3 separate regions of the Mus musculus genome follow, and regions 2 and 3 are each linked to region 1. Evidence: chromatin loops called from intact Hi-C (ENCODE). Cell type or tissue: heart. All regions are shown on one strand.

Region 1 (5,000 bases):
TCGCCTTACTGGCTTCTCGAAAGCTCCAAGGAGCAGTGATAACTGCATGTCCATTTCCTTCCCAGATGCAACAGAGGGTCACTAGGACAGGGGGTTTGGAGAGGCCTTTACCATCACAGTTCACGTCGGCTAACTATGCGTGTTGCTTCATGTTACTATGTGCCTGACCAGGTAAGCTCGCCTGCAGCCGATGAAAGGATGAGGTAACTTAGAAACATGTTTGAACAAAGGACTCAGCACATATTTTCTCTTACTCTGCCAGGCACCTCTGGGAAGGATGCATGCCCCCATGCTGTCTCCATTTATTGGTTGAAGAAATACAAGGACTAAATGGTGGCCTTAAGAATGATCTTAAACAAATGCAGAGTTTTGGAGAATGTATGCACAGAGGTGGGCACACTAGGGGAGTGGATGGGGAGATGGTTGGATAGTCTCTTGTCCCTCAGTACTGTTTTTTCCAATTAGCTGTAGTGAGCGCTCTGTGTCTATCAGCATGCAAGCAGAAGCCAGAGAGAGGGGTGAGGTTTACCAGAGGGCTCTGTACTTGGCATTGCCGTCGTGGATATCCTCTGAGCTCTGTGTTCTTTCAGTCTCCCAGCCTGTCAGCCTTGATTGTGAGCAGTTTCCCTTCTGTTAGAGATCATGGGTACATATCTGTCCTCCCAACAGGGTGGGAGTCAGGGATGCCTTTCTGTCAACTCCAAGGCCCCAGGACTCAGCACTTTACCTAGCACACATCTGGATAGCTATACCTTCTGTGATGGTTTGTATATGCTTGGCCTAGGGAGTGGCACTATTAGGAGGTGTGACCTTGTTGGAATAGGTGTGTTCCTGTTGATGTGGCTTAAGGCCCTCACCCTAGCTGCCTGGAAGCCAGTATTCTGCTAGCAGCCTTCAGATGAAGATGTAGAACTCTCAGCTCCTCCTGCATCATGCCTGCCTGGATGCTGCCATTTTCCCACCTTGATGATACTGAACCTGTAAGCCAGTCCCAGTTAAATGTTGTCCTTATAAGAGTTGCCTTGATCATAGTGTCTGTTCACAGCAGTTAAACCCTAACTAAGACACTTTCTTTGCAAAGCATATGGGGCTCTCACTTCCTGATAAGACAGGCATGGAATCTCCAGAACACAGATGCCCAGAGCTTATAGCTCTGTCTACACCGAGCATCACTGAAAGTGTAAGTCCTAACACTGGTGACCCTGTTTGGTTCCACTTGCTTGCTGCTAATGAAAGTGAGATCATTACTTCTAACATAGCCTCTTCTTTGAGAAACCTTGGGCCATTGCCATTAGGCACTGCTTCTGGAATTCTGCCTTCAGGTCCTGCTTCTGGTAGAACACTGGGAGGTGTTTCTAAGCTGGGAGGTGCTCAGGGATGACACTGTTCCAGTGACACAGCCCAGAGCCCTGCATGCCAATAGTGCAACAAAGAATCCATTATCCCATCACTGTCCTGAGGTGAGACTCTGAAGCAAGCCACAATGAAGCTCCTGGTCAGGGACAGGTGGCTTGGATGTGCACTTCACTCCACACACCTCCAGGCAGGCCTGATCCAGAGCTACAGACATGACGGCTGAGTGATTCATTCATTACTGGTCATCACTAGCCAGGTGTTCAGCAAAAGCGGGTGGCACTGTGGGAAGGGAGTTTAGTTGCCTTGGTAATCAGGAGGCTAACAGCCACTGAGAGCTGACTTGCTATGCACCAGACACTCTTCTGTTTACTTCCTTGCAAAGGGCACAGCCCCTCCTGTCCAGCCCCAGCCACTGGGAGGGCCATGGAGCCTACCTGGTATGTTAGCACCTCACACATGATCAGGTTTGGTTAACATGGCCTGCAGCTGTAACTGGAATCTCAGCAACAGCCACAAGGTACTTCCTGCTATAAGGTCACACCCCTTTGTAGGTAAGGAGGCAAGACTTGGAGAGGTTAGGAAACTTGCTTGCCTAGGGCTAAGCTAAACAACAGAGCCAGGATTTGAACCCAGGTATTCTAGTTCTGTAGCCTGGAGCAGAAAAGCAAAACTTAACTCTGGAGCCAGAGGCACACCTAGTTGAGTTATAGTGAGGGGCAGCTACTCTCCATCTCTGCCCCAGTTCTTTACCTTCAACCTTGCTTCTCTCAGTCCCCACCCTCCCTCAAGCCTTTACTATATCAGTCCAGAAGACAAGATCCAGAGGTTTCTTTCAGCAGGAAGCAGGGCCCTGGGCAAAAATCAACTGCTATAAAGGGTTTCTCAGGGAGTCCAGAGCCAGGCATGGGACAGGTTGTAGGTGCTGGTCTTTTTAGTTTGAGAGACTTCTCAAGACTCACCTGGGACTCTCTCTTGGCATGAGCTGTTTGCTTCCACCAACAAATACTCTGAAGCCACAGATAAGATCCAACCTTGCCACACGCAGCACATAGCACAGCAACTGCAGTAGAAGTCTCAGCGGGTAAGAGTTCTTGTCATTTGGGATTCACACCAAACTGGGGAGATGGGTGACCTGGGTGACAGAACACTCATTCACCAATTATCTTAAGGCCTTGGCTATGTATTAATGACTCGAAGTTTTGTGAACTGGGACTAGTCCTATTGGACTGCTGGGAACGCTAAGGTTTTATTTTTGAAAGTGGTTTAGCAAACGATGAATTGTAAATTGCTTTTAACCGTGTTGTTTCACCCGTGGGGGACCCTAACAGTCATAGCAGGTGCCTTCCTTCCACCCTAGACACCGGCCTAGGCCTGAGAATGGATGTTTCATAAACCCGTAGGGGTATGTTTGCAGTCCGGGAGAAAGGGGCGCTGTCTTCAGAACTTCCGAGAAAGTCCTGGGTGGCACAGCGGCAGGTTGTCCCCGTCCGGGGATCCCCCTAGCCAAGCGAGGGTGCGCCCTCCGCAGGCGGCTCCCGGTAGGCCCTCCGTTTCAGCTCTGGGTCTCCCCCCCAACCCCTCTGTGCCCGCCCCGGCCACCTCGGGGGCGAGGCAGCCCAGCGCGTGGGAGGGGACGGCGCGCCATTGGCTTGTGCGCGGCACTAGAGGAGGGACCAGTGCGGGCCGCCAGACTCGGGCGAGCCCAGCAGCGCCAGGAGTCCAGCTTGCCCTGCCCTGCCCTGCCCTGCCTGCCTAGCGCGGCGCCGCGATGTGAGACTCCCCGGGCCGGAGCGTCCGCAGGGCACGCCAGCTCCGCGAGCGCAGCACCCCGCGCGCCAGGAACGTAAGTCTGCTGCCGGCAGCCGCTAGCCTCACACTTCACCGCCGTTGCCACCGCGCTGGCCGCTGCCTGCGCAGCGCAGCCCGGGGACGCCGGGGGGCCTTAGGGACCGCTGGGGGCATCGAGCACCCTGCGAACGACAGCCGGGCGCCAGGACAGCTTGGCACTTGCGGGGCGGCGGGCGCCCGAGACCCCCGCTGAGCTCCTACTGGCACTGTCCTCTGTCCTTTTCGTTTGTCCCCTTGCACTGACTCGGTTTCCCTTTCTCCCCCAGCTCTCTTCTCCGCCACCTCCTTCCCCAGGGGCTGTTTATTTCGCTCTCGGCCTCCTCCAGGGCTTTATCTCTTTGATTCGGAGCTAGTGAGAGCGGAGAGTAAAGCAGTTTCTTTTATCCCGGGGTCTCTGTCTTCAGCGCTTGGTTCTCGGTCCCCTCCCCCTTTCTCGCCACCGCCCCCCCTCCTCCCGCCTTTGTTTCCCGGCGGGAGGATTGCGCGGTGTAAACTTGCGAGTTTCCGGGTCCTCGCCCCCACGGGTACGCGGGCGGAGAAGGTGGAGGGGTTCCCGCTGTCCAGTGGTCTGGCCGGACCTTTTGTGTGGGTGCCGGGGACTGGAGGAGTCGCGGACTCTCGCTTCACAAAGTGGGGGAGTGTCCTCGGCGCGGAGATGAAGATAGATCAGAGGGGGAAGGGGCAAAGCCGGCGACACTCCTGAGTCCCTGCTGGAGAGGAGCGGGCAGAAAAGTGTTTGGGCCTGACCCCAGTCGGGGGTGGTGGTGTCAGGAGGGTATTGCAGGTGGACCCGGGCGACTCTCTCTCCCAAACCGCGCAGACAGCTGTAAAGTGTAGCGCCATTGCCTGGCGCAGGATGGATTGGGGTCCCGTGTAGTGCGCAGAAAATATTACGCGCACCATCCTCGGGGCACAGCGAGGCCAGCCGCTCGCTTCGGCTCCCCTTTCGTCGCCTTCTTGCATCCTGGATGGAGCGGGCTTCTCCTCCTGCCTGTGAGGTGGAGGAGCAGGGATAGGCCCAGGACCCACTCCCACTTTGACCCAAAGCTTTACAAGCACACGGCCAAGGCCTCCTCAAAGTCCCCCAGCACGGACTTCCTGTTTCGTTTCTTTTAGAAAAACTTTCTGGATGGGGCCTGGAGAGAGTGTAGAAGTCCCTGGGTTGCAGGGACACCCACCCAGCTGTGTCTCCCGTCTGGAGGCTCCTGGAGAAAGGCCGCCACCTGCCGCCGGCGGGATTGGTGGGCTCCTGGAAGAATCCGGAAGAACACCACCCGCCCCTTAGTGGCAGCCTCTGGCTCAGTCCGAGGCTAAAAAAAATACTATTTTCCTGTAGGATCTTTGGAAAGTCAGAATATACTTCGGGTTTCTGTTGTCACCTTCGTACAGACAGAGCGCTCTCCTAGAGTCCCCTCTGGCCTTCGTGTCTTAGGTGCCCTCTGCCTTAGCTTCTCTTCTTCTGGACTCTCAGGTATGTCTGCCTTCACTTGCTGTTCCTGGCTTTGATTTTTCTGGGTCCAGGACCTCTGCCGCTCCTATCACCTCAACTCACAGCCTGGACTTGTGACAGCCCCCTCTGCTGGAGACAGAGGCTGCCGGCTAGGGGCAGGGTCTTCACGAATTATTCTTGGCTTTTCTGTGTGTTCACTTACTGCTCCAAGTATCAGTGAGTGAGCCACAGAAGAGTGATGTCGCAGTGGCCAGCACGGGTCCCACAGGTCCCTGCACACCTGTGGAAGCTGTCAAGACTCTAGATAGTGCTGTGTCTTAAGCAAGATCAGATAAATAAATAATAC
Region 2 (5,000 bases), 280 kb before region 1:
TGTGCCCGATTTTTACATAAGTCCTAGGGATTTGAACTCCGGTCCTCACGTTTGTGAAGCAAATCCTTTACTCCCTAAGCCGTCTCCACTGTCTGGTTTGTTGACTGACACATCCCCAAACTGTCATAAGTCCCTGCTAAATGAGTGTGTATCGAACATGACTGTGTAGATTGGCAAGGGGATAAATGTCTGAGATGGGTCAGTATGAATTGTGCCTGTACACAAATCTGATTCCTGTCACCACATCTTAGAGGAGGGGTCCCAAGCCAGAGTGGCACAGGGTCCTCAGGGCTGGATCATAGGCTGATTCACATGGTTGGTGGCAGTCACATGATTCCGAGGAAGCCATCAGAAAGCACTCGGACAGCAGCTGCCAGCGTGGAGAACCCACACACACACACCTGCGCTCCCCCCTCCGCCCCTCCCCCAGCTGCTGAAGCAAGATTCCCAGGAGGCCATTGGATTCTACATAATTGGAACCTCTCAGGAGGACATTTTATCAGCATAACGTGGAGTCCAGAGACAAGGAACGCTGGCAAAGCTCTGAGAGCATTCCCCCTGGGAGAGGCTAGCTGGTTGCTGCAGTAAACCCTCCCCCAACCCCGTATACCCCATGTCCCCATCTGTAAAATGCCTCCCTACCCCCGCCCCTGTAAAATGAGGGCACAAACTACCATCAGGAGCCTCATACATACTTCAGAGAACCGAGCCATTGGTGCTTCGGAGAGGTGGGTGGGAGGTGACGAGGCTAGCCCAAGCGACTCTGCCCTCACTCTCCTCCACCAAAGCAGCCTGTCCTTTGTTTTCTACTCCACCCATCACTGTGACTAGACTCCCTCCTGCACCCAGAAAGCACCTGATTCACATTCTACAATGCTGTTTTAAAGGACAGAAATCATTCCAAGGCCAGTGCGCATCACGTGACGCGCATTAGGCTGAACCTCCGTGTCCACTGCATAGCCGCCTCACCATTTTCAGACACTGAGCTTAGCCTTTAGGACGGTTAAGGCTTCCCAGCTGCTTTCCCTGTGGGACTCAGGTTCACTGGGGCCACTTCCTTCTAGACAAAAGCACGACGCTGATCTCAGCCTGCCTGACCGCTGAACAGACACAAACCAGGGAGATCCGTGGCCCCCTCCACAAGTGGGAAGCAGTAGGGAAACCTACAAAAGTCTGTTCAGAGTCCGTCAGGGAATCAGTTATCCTGGACAGGGATGGCACAGGGGCTGTCAGTGACAGTTGGTGTCATTTTAGAAGGATGTAGTATGCCTGGCTCTGTTCGGGGCTGAGAACACACCAATGAACAGCACAGACCCGTTTTTCCCTGTCTTCCTAAGGCCTTATTTCCAGAGAATACTCAGCAAGATAAACAAGACAGATAAGCAGTGCGCTGTGGAAGATTAAATAGTGTAAGCTCAAACGCTTGAAAAAAAATACAGGAAAGAGGACCAGGAGGTGATGGGGCAAGAGATGGGGAGGATGAAGCAGAGAGATGGTGATTTCAGATGTATCAGGTCCTTGAAGACTGCTTAGAGGACACTAGGCTTGCAGCAGATGCAGAGAGGGAACAATTCCTATGATGGCCTCTAGGGGGAAGCATTTCCTCATTCAAGAAACAACTTCTGTCTAAAACTATTTCTAAAATAGGGGCGTCTTTGACACAGAACCTGAAGAACCCCTGGGGAGAGAATACTGATCTCTGATCTGGCAAACATGGGTTCCCACACTATAGGATCCAGCTGTGACATGCTTAGGACCTATGCACTGTGTGCATCGCACTTCAAAAATCAGTCACAATGACACCCACGCCCTAAGCTTTTATTTTAATCTGAATCACCGTTGCATTGTTTTGCCCCCACCCCCTCTAGCAAGAGCTGCCATTCTCCTCAGATTTCTCAGATTTTACGTAATGGGATTAGTACCGACAGAAAGCTCCGACAGGTAGGAAGAAGCACTTAATGACTGTCAGCCTCACCTCCGGAGCACACCCACGGAGCCTCCTTTGTGGTTCCTGGTCTGTCCCCTGTTCTACAGTAAAGGGAGAACAAGCAGATTTGCCTGGAGTCTGAGGGCAGAGTCCTAGAATGCTGGAATTTTCACCAGCCTGTTGTTTTTGTTACTATTATTTGTGCACACGAGTACAGTTGCCCAAAGAGGTATACCTGAGCTGGGTCTATGCTCCCCTCCCACATATATAGCAGATATACAGCTATCTGTGGTGGGGGAGCCTAGGTCCAGCTCAGGTATTGGATCTTCTCAGATCTGGAGTTACAGGCAATTGTAAACTACTTGATATGGGTACTGGGAAACAGAACTCAGATCCTCCGGAAGAGCAGTAAGGGCTCTTACCTGTTGGAGTATCTCTCCGACTTTTATGAATAACTCACCCTAATTCATTAGCAACTCTAAAGGCACCAATGACCCAGTGGATCTGGGCAAAGCACCCATCTTGGGTTCCATCAAACAAATGCTCCAGACTTCTCGTTTGTTGGTTGACTTCTCAATTAATTAAAACATGTGGGGTTATGTTGTGTTGGGTTTTTTTTTTTTCATTAACTATTTTATTGATTCTCTTTACATCCTAATCACGGTCCCCCTCCTCCCAGTCCCTCCTCACTCAGTCCCCCTTCCCCTTCTCCTCTGAGAAGGGGAGGACCCCTTGGGTATCACCCCACCCTGGCACATCAAGTCACTGCAGGACTAGGCTCATCCTCTCACTGAGGCCAGACAAGGCAGCCAGTTATGGGAACCCGATCCACAGACCCTGTTGTCTAACAGATTTAGGGACAGTCCCTGCTCTAGAAGACCAAGTTGTATATCTGCTATATATGGAGGGGAGGGCTAGGTCCAGCTCAGGTATGCTTTTTGGTTGATAGTTCAGTCTCTGGGAGCCCCCAAATGTCCAGGTTAATTGACTCTGTTGATCTTTCCATGGAGTTCCTGTCCCCTCTGGGTCCCTCCATCCTTTCCCCAACTCTTCCACGAGACTCCCAGAGCTCCTTCTGATGTTTGGCTGTAGGTCTTTGCATTTGTTTCAGTCGGCTGCTGGGTGGAACCTCTCTGAGGACAGTTATTCTAGACTCCTGTCTGCAAGCATTACAGAGTATCATTAACAGTGAGTGTCAGGGGTTGCTTCTTGCCCATAGGATGGGTCTCAAGTTAGGCCAGTCATCAGCTGGCCAGTCCCTCAGTCTCTGCTCCATCTTTGTCCCTGCATGTCTTGTAAGCAGGATTTTGGGTCCAAGGTTTTGTGGGTAGTTTGGTGTCCTCATCCTTTGGGGTCCTGCCTGACTACAGGAGGTGGCTACTTCAGGTTCCATATCCACCACTGCTAGGAGTCTCAGCTAGAGTCACCCCCACAGACTCCCGGCAGTCTCCCCCATCCCAGGTCTCTGGGTCCTAGAGATAATCTCCTCCCTGCTCAGTTCCCACCTCCATCTGCCTCCAATGACTGTTTCATTTCCCTTCTGGGTGAAATCCAGGCATCCTTGCTTTGGCCTGCCTTGTTATTTCAGTATCCTGTACTTAAAAGCTAGTATCCACTTATCAGTGAGTGCAAACCATGCATGTCCTTGGATGATATTTGCTAGTTACATCTATTTGTCTGAAAATTTCATGCTGTCCTAGTTTTTTAATAGCTGAGTATTTCATTGTGTAAATGTACCACATTGTCTGTATCTGTTCTTCAGTTAAAGGACATCTGGGTTGTTAACAGTTTTTGGCTATTACAAAGGAAGCCGCTATGAACATAGTGGAGCATGTATCCCTGTGGTATGGTGGGGCATCTTTTGGGTATATGCCCATGAGTGGTATACCTAGGTATTCAGGTAGAAATATTTCCAATTTTCTGAGAAACTGCCAGATTGACTTCCATAGGGGTTGTACAAGTAAAACATGTGTTTTGATAATGATATCAACAGATATTAAAAGGTCTGGATATGAAATCAGCTATCCCTAGGTAGGTGAGAGACAGGGGTAAGGGGAGAAAGGTGATGTCAATTAGAGTGTGGGCTGTGGGCTATGAGCATCATCGAACAGACTGAGGCATCGGGTGGGGCCATAGCCATGTGGAGCTAGGACTAAGCTAGAAAGCCGGACCAGTGGAGGCCAGTTCTGGGAAGCGATGCTGTTCACTTCCACAATGCTGGGATCCAAAAGATCTTGTGCATTTGTTTGTAAGGCTTCCCCTGGTCAGTAAGAAAAATAATCAAAGGCATTAATCATGCAACTTAAAGACTCTGCTCTGGGTTACTTAACAATACAGAGTATTCGGAGCTGGAGAGATGGCTCAGTGGTTATAGCACCGGCTACTCTTGCAGAGGACCCAGGTTTGGTGTCCTGCATCCCCATAGTTTCTCACAGCTGCCTTATTCCAGGGGTTCTGATGCCCTCTTCTGACCTCTACAGGGACCAGGCACACAAGTGGCAAACAGACATACAGAAAGTAAAATAAAAGATACACAATTTTTAAAAAGGGAGGGGGTGTGTTGCCTGTCTTAACATGAACCCAAGAATGATAGGATATCAATCATCTCTTTGTTTATGTCAGTTAGCTCTTGGTATGTAACATATACTCCCAAACTGAACAGCTTATTACTTAATGGAACTCTGAGTTCTGCGGGTGGCACTTGGCTGGGCTCAGTGGGGAGGTTCCTCTAGCCTCTGCTTGGCTCAGTCATGTGTTGATGTGTGTGACCAGTCACCCACCCAGGCAGCTTTGCTTCAGGGGTGGGCCTGCTGCAGTTGGGGTCATAGGAATAAGCAGCTCGCTTGAACTGTCATTGTCCTTTGAGATCTACTGGGCTTCTTCACTGGGGTAGGATTCAGTGATGGACTGTGGAAGCTCCCAGGGTGCCTTGGGAACTACATTTAAGTTAATAAGAGATGTTAAAGATGAAAAGGAAATTAATTTGAAATTTCTAGAGGCTGTGCCAGAGCTAAATCCTGAGAAATGTAATTTTCAATTCCTTCCTCTCACTTTGCCTTCCCTGACCATACCT
Region 3 (5,000 bases), 51 kb before region 1:
CCTTGTTGGAATCAGATCTGCCCTAGGAAAAATTGAGATTCAAGCTTTATTCTGGTTTTCTCCAGCTCCTGCAATCCCATTTTTCATTTTCAGTTTTTACCATGTCCCCCAGTGCTGACTCAAGGCACTCCAGTCTCCAACCCGCGCCTGGCTCTTCCTTCTGTCTTTACCTTCTCAGTGTCTACTCTTACCCCGTGTTCGCTGTCACGTATGACACATTTCCATTTCAGACTGCGCCTGCCTGAGTTGCAGTTCTCAGTAGGGGACCTCTCCTTTTCTTCCCTCTGACCTCCCTTCCTCTGTCCTCTCTTTTGAGATTTGGGTGAGATGATTAGCCTTTGCTGTGGTGACCACTGTTTATTTTATTTTTGTTTGCGGTACTTCTCTGCTCTCGGACCGTTCATTTTCTAACCTCAAACTTCCCCAGTTGGCTCAAACTGGTCTTGGTATTTTAATTCATACCAGCCTTTCTCCAGTTCACCATCATAAGAGACATCCTCTTGAGACCTGCCTGAACTTGTAGGCAGATGACCTCATTGTGTGAGGAACCTTCTGCCAGCCCCTAGCTGCATGTCCTGTTTCCCTGATCCATAGATATATTTATGGTTCACTCTCTCATTCGAGTGGAGGGCATCCTCCAGTAGTTGTTTTTTTCTTTTTTTTTTTTTTAAAGGCAGCTGGAGGCAAATTTCTTGATATTTTGAATGTCTAGAGGTATATTCTCTCTCTCTCTCTCTCTCTCTCTCTCTCTCTCTCTCTCTCTCTCTCTCTCTCTGTGCTGTTGGTTCCTCTGGGACCTTAAGGACAGTTTTCAGTCGTGTTGTCATTCATAAGCCTGCTGCTGAGAAGCTCGAAGCTGCCCTGAGGCTCTCTTTAACTCTTTGGATGACAACATCCTCCATGCATCACAAGCACTACCATGCATTCCATGTGCCCCAAGCCTCTCTGCTGCTGCTCTGTGGTGGGAACCTGCCTTCACTGCCCTTGCCGAACCTTTCTAGGGTCCTTTCAGCCATAAGAGCCACATCTTTCCCTTGAGAAGTTCTCCTTGACTATTTTACTGACATTTCTTCCCCACATCCCCCATCATTTTTCATAGCATCCTTGTCTACTATGAGCTTTCTTTGTAGGGTTTGGGGAATTATGACCTATCGATGATCATATGGTGATCTCAAGTGTGCCCTGTCTACCTTCCTGGTTCTGTCCACCTCTAGGACTTCATATTTGTGTCACCCAGGGCCCTTCACCATCCTCTGGTCACCTGGCAGCTACCCCAAAGGGTGGTAAAGCCAGAGCCAAGCGTGGTAGCAGTGTGGTGTCCTTAGCTCTGTCTTCTTGATAATTGTTCCTGAAAGGATGCATACTTGCCCTGGAGGGAAGGCAGCTGATGCCAGCCTCCTATGCTAGACCACAGGTTCACTCTGCCTCCCTCCATCTCTCCTTATGCCTGGAGACCTTTAAGGTTACACCAGAGGTTAACTTAGAATTGGGAGTGGGCTGCATCTCATGGGCTGGGTTTCATACTGAATAAAAAGGAGGAAGAGGGCTAAGAACATGCATCTTTCTCTGCTTCTAGGCTACATGGGGTGACTAACCACCCCATGTCCAGCTACAGTGACTTCCCCAACAAGGTCGGACTGTTCCTTTGAACTGTGAGCCAAAATCGCCCCTTCCTTCTCGAGGTTGCCTTCCTCGGGCATTTGCCACTGCAATAAGGAAAGTGGTTAATATAGTCGCCTGCCAGAAAAGACTCTGCAGTGTCAGAGCACTAATCTGTATTGTAATTATATTCTTCTACACTTATCTTACTAATAACTGTCTACTGATAGTGCTGCCGAGTCTTGTATTTCTGGAGATGATGTACAGAGAGGTACAAGATACAGCCACAGAAAAACTGAAATAATTTAAAAAGCAGCCTTCAGTTTTATGCTGGATGCATACATGAGGTCAGAAGGCAACCTGCAAGGGTTGGTTCTCTCCTTCTAAGCTGTGGGTCCCAGGGGTAGAGCCCAAACTGTCAGGCTTGATGGCAGGCCCCTTCACACACCGACTCATCCTGTCTGCCCCAAACCACACTTTCAATGTGCTAATCAAAAACAGTAGGATCAAAAGGCCTCAGAGCTCTGAAAGGAAGCCAGAGCTGGAAAGGTCTCTGGTCTAGGGAGGGGCTGCCTTGCAAGGTCAACGGGAAATCACTTTAGCCTTGAGTGGAGTGCGATAGGCAGGGCAAACTAGAGTTTGGAAGACAGGAAGTCAGGGAAGCCAGCAGTGTGGAGATGCTCTGACGCAGGAGGAGGTAGTGTTGTCGTTCAACTTCCCACCGGCCCCACCTAAGGTCTCCTAGAAGGCAGAGATGTTAGAAACAGATGGAAATGAAGAAGGCCATGATGGTCTCACACATTCTCATACTGACTGTCTTGCTGAAGCGGCTGACCTTAGATAATAATAAAACCGATCTGAAACTGGAGCTCAAGACTGACAAGAGAAGACAGAGGCTGCCAAGGGAAGCTGATTACAGGTCATTTCAGCTCTCAATTCCAGCTGTACTGCACGTGAAGAGAAACACAGCACCCAGCTTCTCTATCTGCCTACCAGGCAGCGGGAGGGTCAGAGTCTATAGCAAACAAAGCACAAAATAAAGGGGAAGCTGTAGTATTTCCACCGCATTTTTTCCATACACACACTCAAAAATATAATGGAAGGAGACAGTAGAAGACCCCAGAAGCCAACTGAGAAAATGTGACTCATGACTAAGAGCTAATGCAGATAATGGGAGCAGACATGAAGCCTTCTCTGTGTATGAATATTTACGAGGAGAACTTAGAGGACAAAAATAGATGGTGTGTGTGCAGAAGTGGTGTTTCAGGGTTATCAAGGGAAACCTTGAAAAGTAACAAAATGACAGTTCTAGAAATAAAAATTAAAATCTCGGAACTGAAAACATGGCAGGTGAGCAGCAAATTCAACTTGGGATAAAGGGGATGGGTAGGGCAGAAGATGGATGGAAGGAAATCAGCCCAGAACAGGGGCAGAGCCTGGGGGGGGGGGGGAACAGAACAAGCATTAGCCACCAGGTTTTGACATTAGCTGGTTTTCAAGCATCCAGTTGGAATCCCTGCAAGAACACCCTATAGGCACAGTGTAACCCATAGTAAGGCTCATGACACTAGAATTGGCTTTCTTTTAAAGCAATGATAAATAGCTCCATCTTTAATATCTTCTTTAAAAAGCCATACAGGAATGACTGCTGATTGATAGTTGGAAACTATAAAAATCAATAAGCAATTGAAAGTAGCTTTGAGGGGAGGCCAGAGACGGAGCGCTGACCCAGGCTTGAGCTTGCCAGGCAAGCACTTTTTCACGGAGCTTACCCAAGTGTTTGCTTTTATGTTTTGAGATAAGATCTTCATGTAGTATAGTCTGGCCTGGAACATGCAATCCTTGGCATCCAGAGTGCTGGAATTACAGGTGTGTGCCATCAGGCCCAGCTGGAAAGTAGCTTTTAGATGCTGATAGAAACCAAACTTACTCACCTAGGATTTTAGATTCAGCGAAATTATGTTTTAAAATGAAAGTGGGGACCAGTGAGATGGCTCAGTAGGTAGAATGGTTGCCACACAGCATGAGGACCTGATTTCAGAGCTGCAGCAGCCATGTTAAAGATGGGTGGTTTTTTGGTGTACCTATAGCTACTGTGCTAGAGGGACAGAGATAGGCAGTGTCCTGGAGCCACCTGGACAGTCAGTCTGACTGATTTGACATGCTCCAAATTCAGTGAGAGACCCTGTCACAAAAATGTGGAAAATGATTGACAAAGCCACCTGATACACTAGTCAGGATTCTTTAGAGAAATATAACTGAGATATGAATACACACACACACACACACACACATGTATATATATCCTCCATCGCCAGTCTGATTAGAATAACAATGGATGTCTCCAAACAGAAAGTCCTGTAATTGTTTCAGTCACAAGATTGGATGTCTCAGATGGTCTTCAGTATACATTAGAATCCTAAAGAAGTAGGATCTAGTCCCAATGAAGGAATGAACTTGCCAGCAAGAGTGAAGACAAGCAGGCAAAAGGCAAATTCTTCTTTTTTTCCGTGTTCTATATAGGTTACCACCAGAAGGTGTATCCCAGGTTTAGGGTGATCTTGTGGCCTTGAATGATCCAGTCAAGGGAAAAAAAAACTCTCATAGGCCCAACTGTTTGACCTTTAGTTAATTCCAGATATAGTCAAAGTGACAACCAAGAATAGCTACCACACCTGACTCCACTGTCTTAGGGTTTCTATTGCTGTGAAGAGACATCATGACTACAGCAACTCTTCTAAAGGAAAAACACTTATTTAGGGCTGTCTTACAGGTTCAGAAGTTTAGTCCATTATCATCATGGTAGGAAGCATGGCAGCACATAGGCAGACATGATGTTGGAGAAGGAGCAAGAATTCTACATGTGAATGGACAGGCAGCAAGAAGAGAAAGACACTTGGCTTGGCTTAAGAATTTGAAACCCTAAAGCCCACCCCAGTGACACACTTCCTCCAACAAGGCCATACCTACTCCAACAAAGATACTCCACCTAACCTTTGTGATAGCATTGAAAATGTAAACGAGGAAAATACCTAATTAAAAAAAAAGAGAGAATGGGAAAAAAAAAGATACTCCACCTAATAACCCCTGTCAAACAAAACTTCTACTCCCTAATGACCGAGAAGTCAAATATATGAGCCTATGGGGCCATTCCCATTCAAACACACAGAGCTTTTACCTCCACATTTGACCTACGTGTGCACACATGCACATACACACTCCACACAATGATTAAGCAATCCAAAATAAAGACACTTTAAAATGATCCCAGTTGGAGAGGACTCCACAGCAGCAGGACTGCAGAATGAGGATGTCAGGGTGAAGGAGAAAAGATGCTGGTGGTCTACAGGGAGAAATGAAGAACACCAAAGCCATCTGTGAACGATGGGAAAGACTGTCTC

The links. Hi-C counts contacts between places; a loop is a spot of excess contacts. Peaks named below come from ENCODE experiments on the same cell type or tissue, not always from the same donor. Only the 100,000 strongest peaks of a DNase experiment are listed, where the experiment ranks them.
Region 2: it touches region 1 in a loop (6-fold over the local background); 21 of 42 quality-filtered maps call a loop at or near these places.
Region 3: a loop joins it to region 1, with 2.8 times the contacts of the local background. A loop is called at or near these places in 13 of 42 quality-filtered maps.

Annotation. Positions count from the first base shown.
Region 1 is chr2:93,184,549-93,189,548 of GRCm38, forward strand. It overlaps Trp53i11 (transformation related protein 53 inducible protein 11), which reads left to right and starts at 3,000. Exons shown (of 8, transcript NM_001025246.2): 1 at 3,000-3,199. Gm32683 (a long non-coding RNA gene) reads left to right here. Exons shown (of 3, transcript XR_374797.3): 2 at 66-171; 3 at 263-366. In heart, CTCF peaks have their summits at 2,892 (motif pointing left), 4,483 and 4,683; DNase peaks (open chromatin) are centred at 2,983, 3,693 and 4,413; H3K4me3 peaks cover 2,399 bases; H3K27ac peaks cover 1,631 bases; H3K27me3 peaks cover 1,349 bases.
Region 2 is chr2:92,902,933-92,907,932 of GRCm38, forward strand. The region is part of intron 2 of Gm13791 (a long non-coding RNA gene); the gene reads right to left. Among named protein-coding and RNA genes, the nearest start is that of Syt13, 9.7 kb to the right of the region's middle. In heart, no CTCF peak of the experiment used is centred here; no DNase peak of the experiment used is centred here; H3K27me3 peaks cover 2,173 bases.
Region 3 is chr2:93,133,280-93,138,279 of GRCm38, forward strand. No RefSeq gene overlaps it. Among named protein-coding and RNA genes, the nearest start is that of Gm32627, 8.4 kb to the right of the region's middle. In heart, no CTCF peak of the experiment used is centred here; a DNase peak (open chromatin) is centred at 2,242.